2 separate regions of the Homo sapiens genome follow, and region 2 is linked to region 1. Evidence: read pairs that join two places in POLR2A ChIA-PET (ENCODE). Cell type or tissue: PC-9. All regions are shown on one strand. Links, peaks and the distances in the headings refer to the core of each region. The heading gives the core; the rest is flanking DNA.

The links. ChIA-PET counts read pairs that join two places held together with the same protein. Peaks named below come from ENCODE experiments on the same cell type or tissue, not always from the same donor. Only the 100,000 strongest peaks of a DNase experiment are listed, where the experiment ranks them.
Region 2: POLR2A ChIA-PET joins it to region 1 with 20 read pairs; 5 of 35 experiments call an interaction of 5 or more read pairs at or near these places.

Annotation. Positions count from the first base shown.
Region 1 is chr10:74,087,012-74,095,011 of GRCh38, forward strand. It overlaps VCL (vinculin), which reads left to right. Exons shown (of 22, transcript NM_014000.3): 9 at 2,185-2,338; 10 at 3,012-3,187; 11 at 7,260-7,450. Among named protein-coding and RNA genes, the nearest start is that of AP3M1, 60 kb to the right of the region's middle. In PC-9, for the core only: no CTCF peak of the experiment used is centred there; no DNase peak of the experiment used is centred there.
Region 2 is chr10:74,137,800-74,147,622 of GRCh38, forward strand. It overlaps AP3M1 (adaptor related protein complex 3 subunit mu 1), which reads right to left. Exons shown (of 9, transcript NM_012095.6): 2 at 308-583. The coding sequence starts at 580. Among named protein-coding and RNA genes, the nearest start is that of AP3M1, 8.1 kb to the right of the region's middle. In PC-9, for the core only: no CTCF peak of the experiment used is centred there; no DNase peak of the experiment used is centred there; H3K27ac peaks cover 442 bases.

The sequences.
Region 1 (8,000 bases), core at 1-8,000:
TTTTTAAAAAAAAAATTTCTAAATTTCCAGCCTCAGAGAAGTTATTATTTTGTAATATACAGTTGGACTCTTTTAACAAAAAGATCTCTCATCATGAAGTAGTAGATTTGAAGAAAAAAAGCACATTAAATCCTAAAGACTATGTTTCCTAAAAGTCTTCCCCTCTTCTGCCACATAAAAGGAAGGCCTCAACTTCAAGGAAAAAGTGTATATATACCTTTTATATACCCGGCAATAAATGAATGATTCATTACCTCAAGTTTTGGTATAGATGAAAAACAGAATAATTTTATTTATTTATTTATTTATTTTTTTTTTTAGGTTTTTCTTTTTTTTTTTTTTTTCTTTTTTTGAGACGGAGTCTCGCTCTGTCGCCCAGGCTGGAGTGCAGTGGCGTGATCTCGGCTCACTGCAAGCTCTGCCTCCCGGGTTCACACCATTCTCCTGCCTCAGCCTACCGAGTAGCTGGGACTACTAGGCGCCTGCCACCACGCCTGGCTAATTTTTTTTTTTTTTTTTTTTGGATTTTTAGTAGAGACGGGGTTTCAGCGTGTTAGCCAGGATGGTCTCGATCTCGTGACCTCGTGATCCGCCCACCTTGGCCTCCCAAAGTGCTGGGATTACAGGCGTGAGCCACCGCGCCTGGCCGAAAACCAGAAGAATTTTAAAAAGAGGCTAGATAGGCTGGGTGTGGTGGCTCACACCTGTAATCCCAGCACTTTGGGAGGCTGAGGCTGGTGGATCTCTTGAGGTCGGAAGTTCAAGACCAGCCTGGCCAACAGTGTGAAACCCCGTCTCTACTAAAAATACAAAAATTAGCCAGGCATGGTGGCACATGCCTGTAATCTCAGCTACTCGGGAGGCCGAGGCAGGAGAATTGCTTGAACTACTTGAGAGGCTGAGGTAGGAGAATTTTGGCTCATTGCAACCACTGCCTCCCAAGATCGCGCCACTTCATTCCAGCCTGGAAAACAGTGAGACTCCGTCTCAAAAAAAATAAAAAAACCCACAGAGGCTAGATAGATGAATGACAGATCAATACTATTATGAAGGGAAGCAAAGGTGTTTTGGAGTTTATCCTAAAAATAGAAGTTCTGATTAGGATAATCAGCCATGCCATTCTACCAAATGGTAAAGTTACTGCCCCTATCATTGAGTTTACCAGCCTGCTTGGATTAAAACAATCTGGATTGTAAAATGAGGGCAAATCATACTTTGTGACTTGGAAAGTAAATAAGGAAAACAAGTAAATAGGGAAAGTAAATAGAGAAACAAGTTTCCATGAACTCATATCATTTTTAGTAGTAATAGCATATCATTTCTGAGAGAGGAAAATAGTGAAATCAGTTCTTTAGGAACTTGATGGGAAACAGTGGTTTCCTATCACCATGTGCTCAGTATTAGCTAGTTTCGATTATTTATATATTTATAGGTTGCCTAGGAGGAAGGTAGGCATTTAAGATTATCATTAGGTTCATTATAAAAATGATGATAATTCAGTAATAATGATAGATTTTTATTGCCAGTGTTTTCAAGTATATTATTTTGATGCTTGAAGCCACTCCATAAGATAAGTGGGGAAAATGTATTACCTACCTTCATTATATGTTACCTTCACTATATAAGTTAGAAAATGGAAACCCAGGGAGGTTAAACATCATAAACAAGGTTCCACAGGTACCAAGAGTCAAGATTTGAACACAGATCTGCTTGTTCCCAGTCTGGTACACTTTCATTAACACTATGCGTGCTTCCTCCTGAAACATTTTCAATGTATACTTGCCCATAAGAAGACAATTTAATGGACTATTTATTTCAGAAGCACACATTACTATGGTAACAAAGCCCTCCCTAGCAATAAGATCACCAGCACATTTTCCCACTGAAGTTTAGATTGGATTATGTAATCACTACCAAGAGGAGAATAATTATCAAAATTTGCTGGCCTGGTCTTCAAAGTGGTTATGCAGTTCCGTGAAGCTAATGTGCATTTTTAAAAGAAAAAGTACTTGATTTGGGCGTCTTGCTTTGTTTATGTCTGTTTTCTTGTGCTGTCCCAGATTTACTGGGAAAAAGGAAAAAGCCAAGCATGTTCATGAAAACCACATGTACTGTGCTATTGGGAATATTTTGTCATTAAGTATTTGAGGGTGTACAATGACAGCATGTGTCTGTTTTGAGCAGAGGACAAGGATCCTCACCGGTGGCCATGCAGAAAGCTCAGCAGGTATCTCAGGGTCTGGATGTGCTCACAGCAAAAGTGGAAAATGCAGCTCGCAAGCTGGAAGCCATGACCAACTCAAAGCAGAGCATTGCAAAGAAGATCGATGCTGCTCAGGTAGTCACAGTGATTTTCAGGAGGGGTGGGAAATATTTCATAAATATCCTAAGTCATAAATATCCTATCTTTCTTCTCTGTCTCTTATCATTTACTGTGGTTGGATAATGGTTTCTAAGTGATGAGTGACTTCCAGCACTTACCAATGTTAACACCTCCTTTACCACCACAGGTTTAGACAAATGTTTATCTATATTTTGAAATAAAGATCTTAATTTACAGCACTTCAGTTAGGTAAAAGTAAGCTCTCAGAGTACCAAGGGAAGATTGCAGTACATTGGAACTATTCCTTGTCCCAGAATTCACAACTCTTGGGTCATTGTAATGTTTAGGGGTTAAAGTTTTCCGATACTGCTCTACTGTAAAATGATTTTCAAGCATTTCACAAACACACATGTTTGAGGAACTGAGGAACTAATAAGGTGTGGTTAATTCAGAGATGAGATAAAGCTTGGGAAAATATTTTATGCTAATGGGTGTAAAAAAATTGATTTTAAAAAGATGAGAGATTGAGTTTCTTATCTAAGAACCTCCATACAATAATAAAGATCAGAATTATAAAAATGATTACTGGTATATTACTTTTGAAATCCTTCTTCTGGCCTTGTTAAGTTTAGTAGAAAGGAGTGTGTGAGTAGATCACAGCGTGCTGCTTCTCCGTTTCTATGTGTAGAACTGGCTTGCAGATCCAAATGGTGGACCGGAAGGAGAAGAGCAGATTCGAGGTGCTTTGGCTGAAGCTCGGAAAATAGCAGAATTATGTGATGATCCTAAAGAAAGAGATGACATTCTACGTTCCCTTGGGGAAATATCTGCTCTGACTTCTAAATTAGCAGATCTACGAAGACAGTATGTATTTAACCCTTACATTGCCTTTTCATATCTTTTCTTCTCTTTCTCTCTCCCTTCCCTCTCCCTTTCTTTCTTTCTTCCCCCAAGAACATACATATTTCAATTCCCCTAGGTTAAATGCACTTATGATGCTCTTCCACTATATTCTCATTAATTCTAGGTCAGATGTTAATTTGCTGTATCAGTGATGTAACTGAGGTTTAATGATTTATTGCTGGTCACATAGTTATAAATTGATAAATTTAGGATGCTAAGAACTCCTTTTTTGAGATGCTTTTTAAATTTCTAAGCTAGGGCTTTCTTTGATACATCATGTTTATGACCTATCTGTTTCCCATACATAAGAGGAAAATAATTTTTGTGGCTAGCTATGAAAAGACTCCTATGTGTATATGGAGGGGAAGAAGCGTAAGAATGTACTTTCCTCCTTCCCCAGCAATGATATTTTGTAAGTAGCAAGTATAGGAGATACTTAAATTACATTTCCTGGATGATTTTTCTTGTAACAACAGCCTCCCCACAGCCTCCTCTCCTAAAGTCTCTCATGGCACCTACTTTGATGATATGGAAAAGGGGTATTTCCTCTTTTTTTTTTTATTTTTTATTTTTATTTTTTTGAGATAGGGTCTCACTCTACCACCCACGCTGGAGTGCAGCGGCATGACTATGCCTCACTGCAGCTTTGAACTCCCAGGCTCAAGCCATCCTTCCACCTCAGCCTCCGGAGTAGCTGGGACTACAGGCACGTGCCACCATGCCTGGCTAATTTTTTTATTTTTTGTAGAGACGGGGTGTTGCTATGTTGTCAGGGCTGGTCTCAAACTCAAGGGCTCAAGCTATCCTCCCACTTCAGCTTTCCAAAGTTTTGGGATTACAGGCATGAGCCACTGCACCTAACTGCTTTCTTCTTTCAATAGATATTTTTCACTTTTAAGAAAAAAACCCCTGCAGCACATGCTAAAATAACACTAAGGAAGGGTTTAATGTCAAATGTAAAAGTTGCTCTCTATACTCTTAGGACCTAATGGAAGTCCATATACATACTAGGTACTCTTTAATGTTTCTTAATGATGAAGAGGTAATGAATGGTAATGGTGCTAACAGCAGACCTTCATGTGTGGTCATTCATGCCATCATTACTTAATACTATAGCACACACATAAACATACATCTATGTAACCTCTTGCCAGGAGTAGCCACGATCAGAATCATGTTAAAGACCCTCTTTGTTCACCTTTATAAAGGAGAATGTTATAAAAATTTAGAATCATAAAGGAACTCTTAAGAGAGTATCTAAGCTGGGCATGGTAGCTCAGGCCTGTAATCCCAACACTTGGTGAGGCTGAGGGCGTGTGGATCACTTGAGGTCAGGAATTCAAGACCAGCCTGCCAGCCTGGCCAACATGGTGAAACCCTGTCTCTACTAAAAAAAATACAAAAATTAGCCAGGCCTGGTGGTGGGTGTGTAATCCTAGCTACTCAGAGGCTGAGGCAAGAGAATAGCTTGAACCCAGGAAGTGGAGGTTGCATTGAGCTGAGATTGTGCCGCTGCACTCCAGCCTGGGTGACAGAGTGAGACTCTGTCTCAGCAAAAAAAAAAAAAAAAAAAAAAAGAAAAGAAAAGAAAAAAAAGAGAGAGACAGAGTATCTAAATTAGCTGTTCTGGCGCGGATGGGCTATTATTTTTATTTATGTATGTATTTTATTTATTTATTTATTTATTTTTGAGACGGAGTCTTGCTCTGCTGCCAGGCTGGAGTGCAGTGGCGTGATCTTGGCTCACTGCATCCTCCGCTTGCCAAGTTCAAGTGATTCTCCTGCCTCAGCCTCCCGAGTAGCTGGGACTACAGGCGCACACCACCACGCCCAGCTAAATTTTTGTATTTTTAGTAGAGATGGGGTTTCACCATGTTGTCCAGGATGGTCTTGATCTCTTGACCTCGTGATCCACCCACCTCAGCCTCCCAAGTCCTGGGATTACAGGTGTGAGCCACCACACCTGGCCTATTATTTTTATTTTTACAGATGAGACAGATAAAGTTAGCCTGAAAGTTACCTTTCTATGGCTGAGAGGACCTGAGATGGAAAATGAGTCAGATTCTTTGTATTTTTATAATGGTTAGAATTTGAAGTCTTTGGAATAAGGTGTTGGGGGCAGTTTTTTTCTTTGTGATATAATTGTGGTTGTCTTTTTATTTCTGTGTTGATACTTGGTTGAGGTTCTTTGGTTGGAAGGACCTGGTCAAGTAAAAAGTAGAGGATTATTGAAAATAGAGGCACCTCATCAAACCCAATAGCTTGAATGTGGCCAGATCTTGGGCAACTGGAAGCCCCTCCCTCCACCTCTTAGTCGCTGTGTGGGATCCTCTATGTCTGTTTCACCCTGTGTGTTGACTTAGTTTATTTATCTGGGGGTTTTGTCTCTGGCTGTGAGCTACCACGGCCCAGGCTTAATCACTTTCCAGCTCCAGATACCATCACTGGTTGACTATGCAGTGTTTTTGAAATATGGACCCAGGATTATCTGCCTAAGAATCATCTGAGAAGGTCGTTAAAAATGCAGACCCCTTGACCCCACCGCAGACATACTTAATTGGAATCGCTTTTGATGGTGGGTTTAACAATCTGTATTTAAAAATAAGATCTCCAGTGACTTTTATCCACACTGGACTTTGAGAACCCCCAGAATCTAATTGAGTGCCTTGCCTGACTGTGGGTATGTTGTCCTTGAGGTAGATAACCACCCAGTTTAATCAGTTATGGCAAGGACTGGGGATTATGTGATACCAAATGTATAGTAGTTTATGAATGAAGGCTGGGCACGGTGGCTCACGCCTGTAATCCTAGCACTTTGGGAGGCTGACGTGGGCACATCACCCGAGGTCAGGAGTTCGAGACCAGCCCGGTCAACATGGTGAAAACCCGTTTCTACTAAAAATAGAGAAATTAGCTGGGTGTGGTGGTGGGCATCTATAATCCTAGCTACTCAGGAGGCTGAGACAAGAGAATGGCTTGAACCCGAGAGGCAGAGGTTGCAGTGAGCCGAGATCGTGCCACTGCACTCCAGCCTGGGCAACACAGCGAGACTCCATCTCAAAACAAAACAAACAAAAAAAAGTGTGGCGACTCTGAAGTCACGGTGCTGGGTTTGAATCCTGACTCTATCAAAGTAAATAATGGGACATTGGGCAAGTTATCCAACCTCATACCTCCATTTTGTTTCTTTAATAATGAGGATAATACTGTTATTTACATCATAGGGTTGTTGTAAGGATTAAATAATATAAGGCAACTGCTTATGGCTGGGTGTGGTAGGTCATGCCTATAATCCCAGCACAGGACTCTGGGAGGCCCAGGTGGTAGGATCACTTAAACCCAGGAGTTAAGGACCAGCTTGGGAAACATCGGGAGAATGTTTCCTATCTCCACGAAATATTTTTTTTTTTAATTAGCCAGGTGTGGTGGTGCATACCTATAGTCCCAGCTACCTGAAAGGCTGAGGCAGGAGGATTGCTGCAGTGAGCCCTGGGAGGTCAAGCCTGCTGTGAGCCATGATCTCACCACTGCATTCCAGCCAGGGTGATGGAGCAAAACCCCTCTCAAAACAAAAAACAAACAACAACAAAAAATTGCTTGTAACAGTACCTGGCAGAATTAGGACTCAAAAGATAGTATTACTACTAGTTTGACTATAACTGTTTCAGCTGCTCCTACAACAAACATGGCTGCCTGGGCCCACCCAGTTCCAGAGGAAACTGGTGTTTTCAGAGGTGGCAGGCAGAGGGTGCCGCTAACCTAGTGATGATTGATTGAGCTCCGCTAACCAAATGATTGATCTGAGCTTTACTGATGCAAACTCATATTTAATGTCTTAACTAGGACAAAATAATCTGAATGTAAATTATTAATTTCTTATGTAAGGGCCAAATAAATAAACCACTCCTTTCAAACCAAATTAATAGTAATCAGGAGCAATTTGTCATCCTATTAGCATTTGTCATTAGCAGCTAAGTGATCTCAATGTAAATAGTGTTTATGTGTGACAGGATGGCTGTCTTTTTCTCTGTAGGGGGAAAGGAGATTCTCCAGAGGCTCGAGCCTTGGCCAAACAGGTGGCCACGGCCCTGCAGAACCTGCAGACCAAAACCAACCGGGCTGTGGCCAACAGCAGACCGGCCAAAGCAGCTGTACACCTTGAGGGCAAGATTGAGCAAGCACAGCGGTGGATTGATAATCCCACAGTGGATGACCGTGGAGTCGGTAAGGGCAGCAGTGCACTATAACCTCATTAAATTGGTCTCAGTGCAAATAAGCAAGTTGTTGATAGGGGTCCTGTAACATCTGTAATTAGGTAAGGGTTCTTTAGCTGCTGATAAGTAACTGTGATTCCATTTCCAAATGCAGCCAGTAAAATTCCTGTGATGTAATCAAGAAGCAGACCAGGCATGGTGGCTCATGTTTGTAATCCAAGTGCTTTGGGAGGCTAAGGTGGGAGGATCACTTGCGCCCAGGAGTTTGAGACCAGCCAAGCAACATAGCAAGACCCTCTCTGTACAAAAATAAAAGAGTAAAGAATTGGCTGGGCATAGTGATGCTCACCTGTAGTCACACCTTTCCAGCTACTTGGGAGGCTGAGGTGGGAGGATCGCTTGAGACCAGGAGTTCCAGTCTGTAGTGAGCTATGATCACACCACTGCATTCTAACCTCAGTGACAGAGAGAGACCATGTCTCTTTAAAAACAAAACAAAAAAGAACAAAATTCTAAGTTAGTTATGCCCAGTGTTGTGAGGAGTTGGAGAATTGGGCACA
Region 2 (9,823 bases), core at 1,085-9,084, 52 kb after region 1:
GAAGTTTGTACATGTTCAGTTCGATTTTTTTGTTCAAATATTTGCCATGTAAGGTTGGGTGACTTTATGGATGCAGAACCCATGTATATGGAGAGCCAACTGTAATCTGTAATACATATAAAAAATAGTGAATAGAGCAGCCATGTGTGTAACTGTATACCACACAGAAAAGGGCTTATGAATTTACGCTTAAACAGAGAGAGACAGACAGTAAACATCAAAACCTGGGTAATTAAATAATATAATCATGTCTCACCTTCAGCTAACTTGGGTCATTTAACTTAGAAAGGTATGATAGATAACCAACCTGAAAAGTGTCAGCAACTCGATGTAGGAACTCAATTACAAAGAGAGGTGGCACTTCGGTCTGTATGACAGATACAAAGAAGAGCTTATCCCGGTAGATACTGATGAGGTAGTGGTGAGGTGTTGAAATGACAGGTGGTACATTTTCAACATCAGCAGCTTTCTCTTGAGCTTCAAAGAAATAATCACAGACAGACTGGCTCACAACGCTCTTCCAGTGCTTCTCTAGAAATATGTCACCGGAACAGTTTATGAGAAATAGACTGTGGATCATTTTCTGTTGGGGCAAAGAAAGGTTTAAATTTATTATACATTAAATATCATTTAACATACACAAAAAGATTATACACCTTGACCAAGTGGGATTTATTCTAAGAATGCAAGGCTGGTTCAACATACAAAAATCAATCAACATGATATACAATAAGAACTAAAACAATCATTTCAAAAGGTGCAGAAATTGCATTTGACAAAATCCAACATCCTTTTACGAAAAAAAAAAAAAAAAAAGAAAGCCATTTAAGAACAAAAAGAAACTTCCTCAGCCAGGCTCAGTGGCACATGCCTGTAATCTCAGCACTTTGGGAGGCTGAGGTGGGCGGATTGCTTGAGCTCAGGAGTTTGAGACCAGCCTGGGCAACAGGGCAAAACATCATCTTTACAAAAAATACAAAAATTAGCCAAGCATGGTGGCACTTGCCTGTAGTCCTAGGTACTCAGGAGGATGAAGCAGGAGAATTGCTTGAGCCCAGGAGGAAGATCGACGCTGTAGAGAGCTAAGATTGCGCCACTGCACTCCAGCCTGGGTGACCAAGTGAGACACTATCTAAAAAAAAAAAAAAAAAAAAAAAAAATTTCCTTAACCTGATGAAAACCCCACAGCTAATATTATATTTAAAGGTGAAAGACCGAACACTTTCTCCTTAATAACAAAACCTAACAAGGATGCCCAGTCCCATCATTTCTATTCAACATGGTACTAGAGGTTTGAACCAGGGCAATTAAGCAAGAAAATAAAACAAAAGGCTTCCAAATTGGAAAGGAAGAAGTAAAACTGTATCTGTAGAAGATACAATCTTATATATAGAAAATCCTAAGGAATCCACACACACACAAAAAAAAACCTATTAGAGCTAATAAATTTAGTTCAGCAAGCTTGCAGGACACAAGTCAATATAAAAATCAATTATATTTCTATCCACTATAGCTATAAAATACTAAAAATGGGCTAGGCATTGTAACTCATGCCTATAAACCCAGCACTGTGGGAGGCTGAGGAAGGAGGATTGCTTGAGCTCAGGAGTTTAAGACCAGCCTATGCAACATAGTGAGACCTCATCTCTATTAAAAAAAAAAAAACAAAACAAAACTGAAAATGAAATAAAACAATTTCAGGCCGGGCGTGGTGGCTCATGCCTATAATCCCAGCACTTGGGGAGGCCGAGGCAGGTGGATCACCTGAGGTCGGGAGTTCAAGACCAGCCTGGCCAACGTGCAGAAACTCTGTCTCTACTAAAAAAAAAAAAAAAAGGCCAGGCGCGGTGGCTCACGCCTGTAATCCCAACACTTTGGGAGGCCGAGGTGGGTGGATCACGAGGTCAGGAGATCGAGACCATCCTGGCTAAGACGGTGAAACCCCGTCCCTACTAAAATTAGCCAGGCGTGGTGGCACGCACCTGTAGTCCCAGCTACTCAGGAGGCTGAGGCAGAAGAATCGCTTGAACCCGGGAGGCGGAGGTTGCAGTGAGCCGAGACTCAAGATTGCACCACTGTACTCCAGCCTGGGTGACAGATTGAGACTCCATCTCAAAAAAAAAAAAAAAAAAATCCCAGCTGCCTTTTCGTGGAATTTGACAGGCTAATCCTAAATTCATAAGGAATTGAAAAAGATCAACAGCCAAAACAATCTTGAAAAGGAACAACAGGGGCGAACGGGGTGGGGTGCGCCATTCCTCCCTGGCCAGGGTGCTTGGGAGCAGGGACCCCCACCTGCAGCTGAGCATCCTTCCTGGGAGCCACTCTGCTGTTCCAAGGACCTGGGAGGAGCCCTCGGTCCCCCGGGTGCCAGGGCCCTGGGGCGCACACATCCACCCCAGCCCGAGCCTGCGTTTCCTGAGCCAGGATCTGGGGCGAGATGGCTGCAGGCGGCCGTGCGCCCAAGCCCCACGTCCTCGTCTGCCTTGGGGCGCTCCTGGCCAGCTGGTCGCCGTAGGTTAAACTCACCTTACACCTGTAACCGGTGGACTTCCCTACATACCTTTGCAAGCCCTTCTGTGCCGACCAGCGCCTTCAAAGCGGGGTCTTCTGCCTTTACTTTTGGAAAAGCTTTTCATTTTGAAATACTTGGCTGACTTACAAAAGACTTCCCCTCACACTTGACATGATTGACAAAAGGTCTGAAATGCTTCATCTACAGTCTGATTTACTATGAAACAAGAATTGGGGGGATGCTTACAAAAATATGTAGAATTAAAAAGATTGAAAAAATATATATATTTGAATTAAAAAAAAAAAGGAACAACGAAGATGGATAACTCGTGCTTCCTGATTTCAAAACTTACTACAAAACTACTATGTGGTATTGGCACAAGGACAGACCTACAGATCAATAGAACATTAACCCTTACATTTATGGTCAACTGATTTTCAACAAGGGTGCCAAGACCTGGGTGACCAGTTGGAGAGAGAACAACCTTTTCAACAAATGGTACTGGAACAACTGGATTTCCACATACAAAAGAATGAAATTGGATACAAAAAGCAACACAAAATGTATCAAAGACCTAATTGGAAAAGCCAAAATGATAAAACTCTTAGAAAAAATATGCATAGATTTTGACTCTGGATTAGACAATGTTTTTTAAGATACGATACCAAAAGTACAGACAAGAAAAATAAAAAATAGATAACCCAGAGTCCATCAAATTTAAAACTTAGTGCTTCAAAGGACATTATCAAGAAAGCAAAAATTCACAAAATGATAGTAAATATTTGAAACCATATATCTTAAAGGGACCCCTATCCGGAAAATATAAAGAACTTTTACTCAATAATAAGAAGGGCCAGGTGTGGTGACTCACAACTGTAATCCTAGCACTCTGGGAGGCTGAGGAGGGAGGATTGCTTGAGCCCAGGAGTTTGAGACCCCGTCTCTATAAAAAAATTTAAAAACTAGCCAGGCATAGTGGCTCATACCTGTAGTCCCTGCTACTTGGGAGGCTGAGGTGGGAGGATTGCCTGAGTCCAGGAGTTTGAGGCTGCAGTCAACTATGATCCCACCACTGCACCCTAGCCTGGGTGACAGAGGGAGACCTTGCCTCTAAAACATAAAAAATAAATAAATAAACAAGCCAATTAAAAAATGGGCAAAGGATTTGAAAAGACATTTACTCAAAGAATATATACATACAAACGAATCTTACAAATACGATGTTGAATAAATGAAGCCAGATGCAAAAGAATATACACAGTATGATTCCATTTATATGAAGTTGTAGAACAGGCAAAACTAATCTACGTTAAATCAAATGGTTTCCTTTATGGAGAGTGGAGGGCCATGGGGATGATCTCCTAGAGTGCTGGTAATGTTTTATTTCTTTTTTATTTTCCTTTTTTTTTTTTTTTTGAGATGGAGTCTTACACTGTCGCCCAGGCTGGAGTGCAATGGTGTTATCTCGGCTCACTGAAACCTCTGCCTCCCAAGTTCACGAGATTCTCCTGCCTCAGCCTCCCTAGTAGCTGGGATTACAGGCACACACCGCCACACCTGGCTAGTTTTTTTTTTTTTTTGTATTTTTAATAGAGACGAGGTTTCACTATGTTGGCCAGGCTGGTCTTGAACTCCTGACCTCGTGATCCGCCTGCCTCAGCCTCCCAAAGTGCTAGGATTACAGGAGTGAGACACCGCACCTGGCCAATGTTTTATTTCTTGACCTGCATGATGTTTACAAGCTGTGTTCCTTCTATGATAACTCATTAGGCTTTACATTGTGATTTGCATACTTTCTGAGTGTTAGTTATGCTTCCTATAAGAAGTTTATTGTCCCTGCAATATGGGGGACAATGGAAAAATGTCTAATTATCTTACCTTGTTCCTATCTTTTACGTGTATAAGCACCAGTATCAGGTGTTTAGTCTAGTGGCTCAATCATTCCAAGTAATAGTACTATAGTCTAAGAAGAAAGAATTTAAGACCTATGAATACAGTTTCTATGAATGAAGATAAATTCCAAAGAGGAAAGGAAGACTTTCCAGAATTGATTCATTTGATTCTGTTGACAGAAAACAACATCAACCCTTTCTTTTATGAAAGCGGCTGACATTTAAAGAATATGTGGTGATGATCTCCTCTTCCCATTCGACACATGTTCAGTAGTTATCAATAATACTAGTTACTAAGATATGTTTTAGTAATTATTGTATTAATAAAGTATGAATACTGTTAACAGTTTAGGGTTCCTGTTTAATTAGAACCAAAAAATTTCTTTGTTTAAAGCCCTCTGTTTAGCCAAGAAATCAACTTGAGTTATTAGCAATAAACTCTGACACCTCAGGGTTGGAACCTGCCAAATTTTTCTACTTTATCTAGTCAGATGCTTTGCTTAGTAGGCTTGCTTTGTGTCTTATATTTCTGTCTGGGTATTAATATAAGTGCCATTAGAATACTTAGACTTGCTATATAGAACCTGCTGATTTTAACTATAATCTTTAGCTGATAAACTTTTCATTTTCATTTTTTAAATGAAACAGGAATATCCAACCATAAGATCTGCAACTAAATTTTTATTATTACACCTTTTTCTTGGAAGAAAATCAGCATCTGAAATATATAATGTATGACTTCAAGTGGAGCACTGTAATCCACAAGCAGACTCAGATTTGGGCACTTCAGGTGAGTCACATATGGAACACAGCATTCTTTGCAAAAATTAATCTTTTGGCCCCATTCAATGTGGTTATTTTTGGCCAGGCACAGTGGCTCACGCCTGTAATCCCAGCACTTTGGGAGGCCAAGACTGGTGGATTACCTGAGGTCAGGAGTTCAAGGCCATCCTGGCCAGCATGGCAAAACCCTGTCTCTACTAAAAATACAAAAATTAGCCGGGCATGGTGGCGTGCGCCTGTAATCCCAGCTACTTGGGAACAAAGCTTGTTTGTTTGTTTGAGCAGAGTCTCCCACTGTCACCCAGGCTGGAGTGCAGTGGTGTGATCTCTGCTGACTGCAACCTCCGTCTCCCATGGGCAAGCAATTCTCGTGCCTCAGCCTCCTCAGTAGCTGGGATTACAGGTGTGCACCACCATGCCCAGCTAGTTTTTCTGTTTTTAGTAGAAATGGGGTTTCACCATGTTGGCCTCAAGTGATCCGCCTGCCTTCGCCTCCCAAAGTGAAGCTACTGTACTCAGTCCCCATTCAAAGTGTTTTATTCATTAAAGATAATGAATAATAAATGAATTAATACTATCTAAAATGTATTGAGTACTTATTATGGGCCAGACACTATGCTAGACACTTTATCTCATCTTATTTTCACAATGCTACACCATAAATACTACTATTATCCCCATTTTACAGATAAGACAATGTCATCTCAGAAAAGTTAGGTCAATTACCTAAGATCACGCAGTAAGCTAGGATTCAAACCTAAATCCAGCTGAATTCTGAGCTCCTGCTCTTATCTGCCTTGTAGAGACTAATTATTAGGAACACGTTCTAATACAGCACTGTCCAACAGGGCTTTCTGCAATGATGGAAATGTCCTTTATCTGTGCTAATATGGTAGCCACTACACCCATGGCTATTGAGCACTTGAAATGTGGCTAATGTACCCAATACTGAAGTTTTAATTTTTTTGAAATTTTAATTAATTTTTTTTTGAGACGGAGTCTTGCTCTGTCTCCCAGACAGGAGCGCAATGGCGTGATCTCTGCTCACTGCAAGCTCCGCCTCCCAGGTTCACACCATTCTCCTGCCTCAGCCTCCCGAGTAGCTGGGACTACAGGAGCCCGCCACCACGCCTGGCTAATTTTTTGTATTTTTAGTAGAGATGGGGTTTCACCATGTTAGCCAGGATGGTCTCGATCTCCGGACCTCATGATCCACCCGCCTCGGCCTCCCAAAGTGCTGGGATTACAGGCGTGAGCCACCATGCCCGGCTTTTTTATTTTTATTTTTTTTTTGAGATAGGGTCTCGCTCTGTTGCCCAGGCTGGAGTGCAGCTGCGTCATCTTGGCTCACTCCAACGCCCACCTCCAGAGCCCAAGCGATCCTCCCACTTCAGTCTCCTGAGTAGCTGGGCTTACAGGCGTGCATCACCACACACAGCTGAGTTTCAAATTTTTGTTTTGTAGAGACAAAGTCTGCCTATATTGCCCAGGCTGATCCTGGACTCCTGGGCTCAAGTGATCTTCCCACCTTGATCTCCCAAAGTTCTGGGATTACAGGTGTGAGCCACCAAGCCTAGCCTGAAGTTTTAATTTTAATTAATTTAAATTTAAATAACCATATATGGTTAGTAGTTAATATATTGAACAGTGCATGAATGTGCTGCTTTAGCTTATGATTTTTTTTTTTTTTTGAGACGGAGTCTTGCTCTATTGCCCAGGCTGGAGTGCAATGGCACGATTTCCTCTTACCACAACCTCCGCCTGCTGGGTTCAAGCGATTCTCCTGCCTCAGCCTCCCGAGTAGCTAGGATTACAGGCATGCGCCACCATGCCCAGCTAATTTTTTGTATTTTTAGTAGAGATGGGGTTTCACCATGTTGGCCAGGCTGGTCTCGAACTCCTGACCTCGTGATCCGCCCGCCTCAGCCTCCCAAAGTGCTGAGATTACAGGCATGAGCCACTGCACCCAGCCTAGCTTATGATTTAAGAGGAGGAGGTAAAAGACATTTCTTGTTTAGTTAGGAGGCAAAAGACATTCTAGTTGTTATGCTGAGGAAGTTTAATAAATTATTTAGAGTGGAAGTTATATTTAAAAGCACCGACACAGGTTATCTAAAATCATTCATCCTATCGAAAATATAGTTCACAAGGATTTATAGTGCTCCTTTGCCACAATACACTCTGAAAGAGTTGCTTGTTTTGAAAGTAAGTGATTTTGTAGTTACTTTATTTTAGGGCCAGATCTCTACTCATCCTCTTAAGCTGGTGAAAAATTCTTTCCAGGAAAGTTTCCACCGAAGTTGTTTTTATTGGCAGTAGTTCAGGTCTCAGAATACAGAAAGTTAAACCAGCCTCCTAGATTTATTGTTGTTATCCTTAGTGCTGAGATGAAAGCATAACACTTGTAAGTTCTCGACTGTGCTTAGCTTTAAAACCCATCTTAACCTTCTATAATAGGAAAAGAGAGCTTACTTCTTCTATCCATATTATGACCAAGGTCTAATGCATATAACAATTAAATAATACCATGTTGCAGTGTAAATTAGCCTGTTTCTTTATTTATCGTCCTTTTGGTAGCTGCAGTTATTTTTTTAATTATTATTTTCATAAACTTTCTGAGAAAACTACACACTCATTATTACCACAACCATCTTTTTGTTCCTAGTGGCTTTTGAGTCATAAAACAGAATTCTCCCAGCTTATTTAAAAGCCACTAGAAGAAACTGTGTTCAGAGGCAGACCCACCAGAGCTTTGACTGCAGCTTAAATACATCATAAATCCTTTTTACTAAACATTTTATAATCATCCTGGGTAATTCACAAGCAATGCATTTACAATAGTCAAAATATTCTTGGAAGACAGTGTCTAAAAACAAAAATGTATTCCTTCTATATATAATATGATGGAGGCACAGAAGGGCCTATACTGAACTTGAGAGAATGAGACCAGAAAAGCATCTACTCTTCTGATTCTCAGCCAATATCTTGACCACATATTCATTCAACACAGAGTTTTGAGGCACTGGGTATATAAGAACAAACAAAATTAGAGTTCCTATACTCACAGCATTTAGAGATGAGCAGAGAAGACAACTTAATACAGTTAAGATGTAATTCCTACGATGATACAGGAAATATAGTGTGCTGTGGGAATCTACAAGGCTTAGAGGTGAGAGAGAACACAAGACAAATAAATCCAGTATAAATTTAGCAAATATGGAAGGTGGAGGGAAGAGGGGAGATGAAACTGGACAAGGAGGTAAGCAGAGACTGATTGGTTCATGGAGCATGCTAAACTTGTTAAGGAGTTTGGACTTTATTCTTAGTGCAATGTAAAGTCATTTTATAATTTTTTTAATTAATCATGCAATCCGATTTACATTTTTAGAAAGATCATACTAATTACACTGCGGAAACTGGATAATCGGTAACTGAACACTGTGACACCAGTTGGGAGATGAGTGGTGATGGCCTGGTCTAGAGTCTTGACTATGAGGATGGGGTACAGTGAAAAGATAAGAGAAACATTTAGGTTTTGTGCTAAAAAACATTTAGGCTTGGAGGAGGGGGTGTGTGGAGATGAGAGAGATGTGTCACTTGGCCTGGTCCTGTGTAATTTGACCAATTCTGGATACATCTGACCCAAATAAATATATTCAAAAAACTATTATATATACCCTTCTGGTGCTTTAGAGAAGCCAGATTGGAATCAGAATTGTAAGTAATCAGGATTTTTTGTTAATGGGAATTAATCAAAAGGAGAATTGAAACAAAAGAAAGAATGTGCATAGTATGAAGAGAGCTTATGGCAGGAACTCCAACATTTGAGTAGGAGGTGGGTCAAGGAAGTGGACCTAAAGAATGACCAAGATGTGACTGAAGAGTCCTAAGAAAAAAAAAAAAACAGGGTGGTTTTTAGTAACTATAGCTTATTAGTGTATTTCCAGAAGAATGGAGTGGTAAATACTGTTACATGGCACAAAGAGGTTAAGCTACGAGAATTGAAAATGTCAGCTGGGCGTGGTGCTCACACCTATAATCCCAGCACTTTGGGAGGCCAAAGTGGGAGTATCACCTGAGCTCGGGAGTTCGAGACCAGCCTGGCCAACATGGTGAAATCCCATCTCCACTAAAAATACCAACAAATTAGCTGGGTGTGGTGGTGGGTGCCTGTAATCCCGGCTGCTCTGGAGGCTGAGGCAGGAGAATCGCTTGAACCCGGGAGGTGGAGGCTGCAGTGAGCCGAGATGGCGCCACTGCACTCTAGCCTGGATGACAGAGCGAGACTCCATCTCAACAACAACAAAAAAGAATTGAAAATGTCTGTTGATTTAAGAGTGTTTTTTAAACTTTCTTTTCCTTAATGCCTGCTAAGGAGCCCTTTTAGACTCCATCTTCTCACCACCCTGCCAATCAAATTCCTCACCCATAAAACTTTTTATTATTCTTTCTTTTTCAACTGTAAATTGACAAATTATAGTTGTATATATTTAGGGGTACCAGATGTTATGATTTATGAAATGTGGAATAATTAAATGAAGCTAATTAATATCACCATAAAATTTTAATACCACAGAATATTCTCTGTTTATGTATTGTATTTGTGCTTTACACATAAAAAGAGTATTATATT